Linked DNA regions of Mus musculus: region 2 is linked to region 1. A link is a contact called in ENCODE POLR2A ChIA-PET data. All regions are on one chromosome and are shown on one strand. The core of a region is the stretch at or near the end of the contact, and the rest is flanking DNA. Distances in the headings are between cores, read along the strand shown.

What was found. ChIA-PET counts read pairs that join two places held with the same protein, here RNA polymerase II (POLR2A).
Region 2: POLR2A ChIA-PET joins it to region 1 with 14 read pairs in embryonic stem cell. The contact joins the promoter of Anxa11 here to the enhancer-like site in region 1. POLR2A ChIA-PET finds 5 or more read pairs at or near these places in 3 of 5 experiments (Patski and embryonic stem cell).

What each region holds. Positions count from the first base shown.
Region 1 is chr14:25,743,734-25,748,367 of GRCm38, reverse strand. All of the region lies in intron 2 of Zcchc24 (zinc finger, CCHC domain containing 24), which reads left to right. Among named protein-coding and RNA genes, the nearest start is that of Zcchc24, 23 kb to the left of the region's middle. Within about 2 kb of position 2,712, at least 2 of the 3 ENCODE cell types and tissues checked have a DNase peak (open chromatin) inside an H3K27ac peak, as active enhancers do.
Region 2 is chr14:25,840,108-25,844,741 of GRCm38, reverse strand. It overlaps Anxa11 (annexin A11), which reads right to left and starts at 2,587. Exons shown (of 15, transcript NM_013469.2): 1 at 2,447-2,587.

The DNA.
Region 1 (4,634 bases), core at 1,463-3,962:
CCTCCCCTGCTGCCTCATACCATGCCAGTGTGGCCTCTTTCCAGCTGTGAGCCTCTGGGAAAGTGAGCCAGTCTTTCCAGGTCTTGTTTCCTCCGATTTCTAGTAAAGACACTGAAAAGTCCTGCCCCAAAGCATGCTGGGAGCCGCTATTTATCTGAAGCTCCCCCCACACTCTCTGAACTTGAACGAAGTCTGTTAGTGGGTGTTGTTATTTTTAGGCTGCAGGTCAGCTCTTACAAACTGGTTTGGGGTGGCCCCAAAAGTCTGGAGTGTGCCTCAGAGCTGTGGGGGTCACCAGAGGGCTCTGGGCCTCTCCTCTTACCCTCTGTCCACGGAAGGGGCTAATTCAGGGATGGGCTATAGGGGGCTAGGTGACAAGGCTGTTTCTTTGGGGGCTTGGGAGGAACAGGGGAGAGTCCCAAGAACTTGGGACCACGCGAGGAACTTTCTGAAAGGGGCTCAGGGAATCTCTTCTGTCCAGGGTGGTACTCCAGGGAAAGGCTCGGGGCAGCACAGCTGTCAGCTCCTGCTGGCTCCCATGGAGGGACGGACTTGTCAGGTCCTCACCCTACCTAGCACAGACAAGAGGGGACAGCTGCAGAGGCAGCATGGGAGTGTGGAGAAAGAGGGGTGTGGTGCAGGGCACGTGACCGGAAGGAGCTAGCTGTGGACCCGGTTTCACATCCTCAGCTGGTGGTTCTCTTTTTAAGCATCATACAGGACAAGAAGGAGCTCCCAGTGTTTCCATGACCAGTGAGGGCTTCATCTCCTAGACCCTGAGGGATGGGGATGAGGGCAGAGCCTGGGAAGGAAGGCTCATGCCTCAGCCTTGAGCAACTTGCAAAGCCTGGAGAACAGAGTGCTGAAACAAAGCCACAGCGCACCATCCCCATCACAAGGTGTCTGACACAGCTGCTGTTCTCTCGAGGTTTAGAAATCCAGTAATCGAGCCTGGAGGGTTCACCAAATGGTTTACCTTAGGCTCGGGCTGGGGCCACCCCTTAGCTGTGCGGCTGCGTGGCTAATGGCGGTGGCAGACACATACGGGAGGTTGTGAGTGATTCAGTACAGAACAGGGAGAGAGGCAAGGGCTTGCTCTTGTCACATGGCTTGTGTTTATCTTGGGACTGTTCAAGGATGAGCTGGCGCTGAAGGCCCAGGGTTCTCAAAGAGCTATCCCGAACTGGACGCAGCCTTTAGCTTTGTGCTTGCCCACTGCATAGCCTTGGCTGGGGCTGGGTTCCAGTGCCTTGCCGAGTGCAGTGGGGTATGTGGGCCACACTGCCTCTCCCTTACTTGGCCTCCTCTAGCACTTGGTGTGCAGCTGCTCTTAGAAGCTTTGTTGTTGCTCTTGAAGCCGTTGGCCCCAGAGCCTTATCCACCCTCGCTGGTAAACTGAGACTGGGACTAGAGCAAGACTCCTGAGATATAACCGACACTGGACCCTCCTCTTGCCTTCCCATTGTCTCCAACGGCTGTTGAGCCTATATTCTTGGGGACACACTCATGCACACACACATATAAATATGCACACACACAGACATGTGCATACACATATGCACACACATATACATGCACATGCATACACACGTGCGCACACACACACACACACATACAGGTGCATACACACATGGACACACTCAGTGTTTCCCCAGCTGCTAAGCCCTGCCTCACACTGCACCCCATTGCCTTAACTCAGCCGCTTCCCTCCCGCTCCCTTCAGATCCTAACTTGAGCCGGCCTCTCTTGGGACTCGTCCCCAGCCGTCCCATGCCTGTGAGAACCTGGCCTTATGGCTGGGCTGATTCCTGTTCCCTTCAGCTTCTCACTGGCTTAAGCTCCAGAAGGCCAGCAGGTCCTCTAGAATCTGCTGGAGAGCGAGGAGACCTGAGGTGAAGACAGGACAGGAAGTTGGTTGCTAGGTAGGGCTGCTCATTGCCCTGTGTCTGGTTCTGACCAGCTTCAAGGGAGTTTAGAGGCAGGATAGTCAACTGGGTGACCCTGAATGAGTCTCATGCCCTTGCCATGCCTCAGTTTTCCCTTCTGTATAATGGTTCCATGGACACACATCCAGCCCGTCCCTTGGGGCTTCTGTGAGAATCGTCTGAGCTGACAAGTTACAGACGAAAGGAAACCCAGATAAGCAAAATTGAAGGGCCTAAAAAGGAGTGACTGTTCTGGATATCAGCAGGCTAGCCTGGAGTGTGGCCCTTGAGCCAGCTGCTGCTTTGAGAGACTTAGAAAAGCAAGCTGGGGTTGACAGTATGGCTCAGTGGCAGAGCTCTTGCCTAGCACGGGATCAGTTTCAAGCGGCAGCAGGGTGGATGTGATCTCAAGCCTTCTGGGTCACTCCTGTCCACACCAGAGTTCAGGAGCCACTGTCCCTCAGCACAGTGACCCCTACTGTCCTTGTGGAGTCAGCAGCATGTGCCTTCCCTCTCCAGCCTGGTGGGACCTTGCCTAGGAATCCCCACCTTGCTATAGTAGCTACCTTGCTCGTCTGCTTAGGATCCAGAGGCATTGGGTGAAATGGAGCAAAGAGCTGGCAGCCCTGGTGAGGCTGCTCCGATTGTCTGGGGAGTCAGCAAGGCCTGTCAGGGCTGGGGCAGAGCAGGCAGAGCTGGGGAGCACCCTCAGCTGGGTGCAGGAAGCTCCGGCTTCCTCTAAGCAAACCAAGGGCGTTTATTTCTGCCCAGGCAATCACTATCTATACCAGACACAGCAAAAGGGCCAAATCACAGCTGGAGTGTTTGGGTTAGACAGAGGACAGGACTTTCTAATCGGTCAGGAACACACCAGGAAGGACACTGAGGGCCTCCATCCCCTGAAATGCAGTGCGAAGTCCACAGCAGACTCTGTCCAGCCTCCTGCTCTGAGACACTTTATCACTGTGATGTAACACTGTCATGTACAAACGCCATGCTGAACACCATGCACGGAACTGAGTTGTAAATATAAACACACATACACACTCACATTAAGTAAATTAACGGGGTTTTGTGTTGGTCTGCATTCAAAGCTATTCTGGGGTGTGTGCACCTCACAGGTTGGCTGGACATTCCTAGAGCTCTAGACAAGAGAGGCCACATCATTTGTCTAAGTTCACAGCTAAGCCCAGACTGTCACAGCAGAAGTCCTGGATTTTAACTGCTGTTTTCAAAGCCTCTCTTTATAACAGGCCTCCTGAGTGAGGACTGGCATTAAGGACCCTGGTGACCCTCCTGGAGGTTGTTTGGTAGGCACTGCACGTAAGTGGGGCCAAAGGCTGTCTTGGAGCCTAGAAGAAGATCTCTCTCTCTCTCTCTCTCTCTCTCTTTCTCACTCCCTCCCTCCCTCTCTCCCCCCCCCACCCCCTCTCTCTGAGGCAACTGAATCCCTAAAGCCAAAGGGGTCTAAAGAGGGTACAAGGAAAGGTTTAGGGGACCTGAGCCTGATATGGAGACTGGGAGACACTTCTGTGTGTCCTTGGCCTAGTTGCTTGTAGTCTCTGTTTCCCTATAACAGGAAAGAGGGGTGGAACCCAATCACATCCCTCTGGGACTTCCCCTTAGGGGTGCCTGGGATGTTTTGTCCTGTTTATTTGGGGGTGCTGCAGGTGTTGGCTGGGACATAGACTTGTCTGCATGTTCATTAAATGATGGTGACGGACAGCTGAGCAAAATACGGTACCCAGTGTGAAATGGCATGGTGTCCTGGTGGGAGCATCTGCAGGTGAGCAAGCTCCAAGTCCTCCTCAGGTCCCAGGGCTCCTGCTTCCTCATGCCAGTGCTTCATCCCAGAATCTTGGTCCGTGCGGCCATAGAGCTTGTGACTTGGAAACAGGCTTCCTTCCAGGTGGCTCTGGCTGGTGGGCTTTGGGTTGTGTGTTTGGGTTGTGTGGTTTCAGATCTGAGGGTCTCTGATCCGTCCATAGCTGAGTTCGGCTTTCTAAGCCTCACACGGGTATCTGGGTTCTCAGGGGCTCTCATTCTGGGGAGGAAGCCTCTTGCCTGAGCATAGTGTGCATTACTGTCCCCATTCTAGAGTCTAAGACATGGTGCTGTTGTAGCCTTAGCTCTGGCAGAGTCTACACTCAGCAACTCTGCAATGGTCCGCCAGTCCCTCTAGACCAATGGCTACTGGAGCCAGGAGTCTGGACTTAGTCTTCTTTTTTTTTTAAGATTTTATTTATTATATATGCAAGTACACTGTAGCTGTCTTCAGACACTCCAGAAGAGGGAGTCAGATCTCATTACAGATGGTTGTGAGCCATCATGTGGTTGCTGGGAATTGAACTCAGGACCTTCAGAAGAGCAGTCAGTGCTCTTAACCCCTGATCCATCGCTCCAGCCCCCGCCTTTGTCTTCTTGAGGTGAAACAGTGAGCTGTATGAACCTGGACACAGGCCATTCTTTCCTGCCTTGGGGGACAGTGAATTGGGGAGAGCAGGACCCTGTAGAACTCCTGGCTCCACCCCCAACACTGCCGCAGGAGGAGTCAAAGCTAGAGGAGAGAAAAGGCACCTCCCATCACACAGCAGGGACAGCGGTGCGGGCACCGGAAGCATCTCTTGGTTATGTTTTGCATCGGTACATCTCACAGCAGAGCTCTTGGTGCCCAGAGTAGCAGATTAGGCATAGTAGATAGCATGAGGG
Region 2 (4,634 bases), core at 1,338-3,837, 96 kb before region 1:
GGTGTGTGCTGGGACAGGGCAGTTCAAGCTGGCTGCACCTTGTGCTCTTGTTATCGCTGTACTATCTACTAGCTGTCGCATTTGATTACTTATACACCACCACTTTGCCTTGTGTGCTTTATGCATCCTCCAGCCACCCGTGATACACAGGTACAGTGCATCAGTTGCCACTGGTTCTAACCGCTCAGTACCTGAGCATGGCAGAACTGTTAAAAACATCAACTTGTGCCAGGCAGCAGTGGCCAACCTGCACCATGCAATGGTGGCACACACCTTTGATCCCAGCATTTGGGAGATAAGGCAGGCAGATCTCTGTGAATTCAAGGCCTACTTGATCTATAGAGTGAATTCCAGAACAGCCAGGACTACACAGAGAAACTCTGTCTCAAACAAACAAACAACAACAACAAAAACCCAAACCCTAAAAACCCATTAACTTGCTGGGCATGGTAATACATGCTTTTAATCCCAGCACTCAGGAGGAAGAGGCAGGTGGATCTCTCTGAGTTTGATGCCAGCCTGGCCTACAGAGTGAGTTCCAGGACAGTCAGAACTAGAGAGAGAGAGACTGTCTCAGAAAAGAAAAAAGAAAAAAAGAAAAACAACTCAAGAGGCTGGAGTGATGGCTCAGCAGTTAAGAGCACTTGTAGCCCCATGGCAGTTCACAACTCCGGTTCAAGGGTATCCAATGCCCTCTTTGTCTTACAAGGGCACCAGCTACCCACATGGTACACAGACATACATGAAGACAAAAACACTTATAAATACAAAATGAAATTTGTTTAAAAATTGTAAAAATAAGCCTGGTGTAGTGGGATACAACTTTGATCCCAGCCCTCAGGAAGCATAGACAATCAAATCTTTGAGTTCAAGGCCAACAGAGTCTATAGAGTGAGTTCCAGAACAGTCAGGGCGACACACAAAAAAACAAACAAGAAAGGTAAAACTAGATTAACCATAGGACAGGAAAGCTCTCTCCGTGGATAAGAGTGAATACTGCTCTTGATGAGGACCAGATTTCAGACTCAGGACGTTCACAACTTGTAACTTCAGCTCCAGCGGAACTGAATATACACACACTTAACTAAAAATAATATAAATGCTTTTTTAAAAATATTAACTTGCTGGCCGGTGGCACAAACCTTTAATCCCAGCACTCAGGAGGCAGAGGTCTGTATGAGTCTTGATATTGAAGTTTGGGACCAGACTGGTCTACAAAGCAAGTTCCAGGCCAGCCAATGCTAAATTGGTAGACCTTGTTTCAAAAGCAAGCAAACAAACAAACAACAACAACCCCCACCCCAAATTAACAAGACAACAAATTAACTCACACAATCCTCACAGTGAGTCTATGAAATAAGAATTATAATTACCCTCATTTTACAGTGCAGAAATTAATGAGGTATCAGGAAGGGATGGAGGAATCCGAAGTGGACACCTGTCTTAGAGCAACAGACTGTGTGGGTGAGCTCACCTTGCTTCCCCAGCTAGAGAATCCCGAGAACAGACAAAGCCTTGGGGGAACAGCCCTGTTAATCCTCCAGGAATTCCCAACAACTGACGGAAGCAAGAAAATAATGAAGGAGAATAATGGGAGCAGGCTGAGGGTGAGCAAGACACCTGGCCCTTCCCCGCAAGGATCTGGGTCCAAGTCTAGTCATCCTTTCGACAATGACACACACCGCCATCAACAAAGTTGAACAGCCCAACCCAGGGCCGCATTTGTAGCTTTCTTCCGCAATAAGGCAGCCTCGGGGCAAGGCAGCCTCGGAGCAAGCAGGGAGCAAGCTAGTTGAATCCTGTAAAGGGATCAGACAGGTAGGCTGACACTCTAGGTGTAGGGTCTGGGAAACCCAATCTCCAAGGACGCCCACTGATTAGCCGGCGGGGAGAAAAATCTCTAAAGAGAATGTGCCCAGCATGAGTTTAGCTATTCTCCCCCAGATTTGTTTGACACCTTGTACGCCTTTAGGAGACTGGCCTGAGCCCACGGGACGTCCGGGTTGCCAAGCTCAAGCAAGCGTTCTTGAAGACTCTGGAACGAGAAGCGGGGGCAGGGGCAGAGGGATCCTAGCTGGATACGCGGTAAGGAAGACAGGCAGGCAACACGGCATCTGGCACAATCGTGCATTCTCTGGACCGCTTAGGAGCCTGCCTTATATAAACCCAGGGTGGCAGGTCCAGGAACCCGCGCCCTGCAGTTCCGGAGCAAAGTTCCCAAAGACAGCTTTCTCGGCCCGCTGGGCTCCGCTCAAGCTTCTCCCGGAAGCGCACTGAGGTAAGACCTCAGTCACCCCCAAGTTCGCACACCCTGGGACCCTGCGGTCCCAGGCTCACCTGCCCTGACCCCGTTCAACTCCGGGCCTTGTCCTCGGGGGAACATTGCACCCCACGCCACGCGCGAATACCCCTCATGCGGAAGCCGCCCGCCGGGACCCTCACGCACCTGGCACCAGGGACCGGGACACTGAGCTCGGATAGCAACTCCTTCCTACTCCCGCTTTCCTGGATCCTAACCCGAGAGTGTCTGCGCACGGTCGAAGGAGGAGCCGGCAAGGCGGAAAACTCTCCGGGCGCGGCCGCGTTTGTCGCCCCGGGGCGGAGCCGCACGAGATGGGCGGAGCCTCTCTGGAGGGGCGGGGTGCGTGGGACCACGCCCACAGGTGAGGGTTGCGCTTCAGTGGTAGCTTTGTAGGAAGCCCCGAGCTTTCCGGAGCAAAGCCGCTCTAGACCTCAGGATGAGAGGACATTCTCGCGGGTGTTTATTTTCAGGAGTTTGACAGCGAAAAAAAACTTAAAACAGTCACTGTGTACGGCAGGAGGAAACTTCACAATGGAAAAAATTACCACCTCAACCAGTGACCAGGGCCAACATCAGCAGTGGTAATTTATATTGATCTTCTGTCGTGTGGTGTCTTCCTCCTGGAGACACATGACCCCATAGTAATCGTGCAGAAATATCAGACAAGCCCCAATTGAGGAACTCAGGACTGTCCAAAACTCTCAAGGTTGTCAAAACAAGAGGAGTCTGAGAAGCTGTCACATGGAGATATGAAAACTAAGTAATGTGACATCTTGGATGGGATCCTGGGAAAAGGACACTAAGTTAAAAAAAACAATGACATCTGGACCATATATAGATTTAATAACAATGCATCAATATTGGTACATCTATTGTAGCAAAAATACTAATATGTTAATAACAGGAGAAGACCCACGTTGGTTGTTTATTTAGAAAAAGGTAGTATAGTGAGTATGATTGTGTAACATTTAAAAATAAAAATTAAGTCTCTTACTCTCCCCAGCTCACATTTAGGCACCTCCTTCCAGATGTTCAACACACTTCTACGTTTGTGTTGCTTGCTGTGCTTAAGCAAATGTATTTGTTTATAAAACAGGATTGCAGTATTTTTTTTTCCCCTCACTTTATATTCGAGTGTCCTTTCAACTGACGCCCCAGGACCAACCAGGTTCTTCGGAAGACTGCACAGGATCTCCCCCCACCCCTTACGGATTCTTCACTATCTAGCTCCCACCTGGGGTACACTTCTTTCATGGCCCACTTTTGATTTGCAAACAAGCCATTTGTCATTTGCATTTTAGGAGCCCAGTGGACTGTAAGAGCCGGAAGAAGCCTGGTTGGCAGGTGTGGTCTGCTTGCTCCAGCAGATCGGAATGAGCTAGCCTGCCAGGCTACTGCCTCACAGCGGGAAACTCAGGCTTAAGGTTTCAGAGTGAATGAATAAATAAATAAATAAATAAATAAATAAATAAATAGCAGAGGAACATGATTACTCCTAGGTATGGTGAAGGAGAAGGTTTATTGTAGAGAAAAAAGAGACATAGTCAAAGGCAGACACATCTGGGAGAATCCAGAATGGTCATGACCCAGAGCCTTGTGAGGAGAGTGGGGAGGGGAAAGGAGATGGGTGAGAGAGGAGAACCAGGTACAGCAGCTAGAAGCTAAAGGTACAAAATAAAGGGGGAGGGGTAACTAAAATCATTATATTATGTAGAGAAAAGCAGCCCTGTACCGTGGCCTGCAGAGTTGTGGGTAGAAGGCAGGTTATGCCAGCCACAGGCTGTAAGGTAAGGCAGGGTATGCCAGCCACAGGCTGTAAGGTAAGGCAGGGTATGCCAGCCACAGGCTGTAAGGTAAGGACTGAGGAATTCTGAGGGTCCAGGGTTTGAAACCTAACACAAAACATCACATAGAAAACCTCCAGGCTGGAGAGATGGCTCAGAGGTTAAGAGCACTGTCTGCTCTTCCAGAGGTCATGAGTTCAATTCCCAGCAACCACATGGTGGCTCACAAGCATTTGTAATGAGGACTAGTGCCCTCTCCTGACTTGTAGGCAGGCAGAACATTTAATAAATAGATAAATAAATCTTAAAAAAAAAAAGAAAGAAAACCAAAAGGGGATGGGGGAACACTTAATAAATAAATAAATAAATCTTTAAAAGAAAGAAAACCAAAAGGGGATGGGGGCAGGCATGGGGGCAGGCAGAAGGGCAGAAAGAACAGGGGGACATGGTGGGGACATGGGACTTGTGAAGTCTGCCACCAAACCAGCCCCAAGCCTTTCTGGACTCCAGGGAGCGACTGTTATCATACACTCTCATGGTGGGGGGGC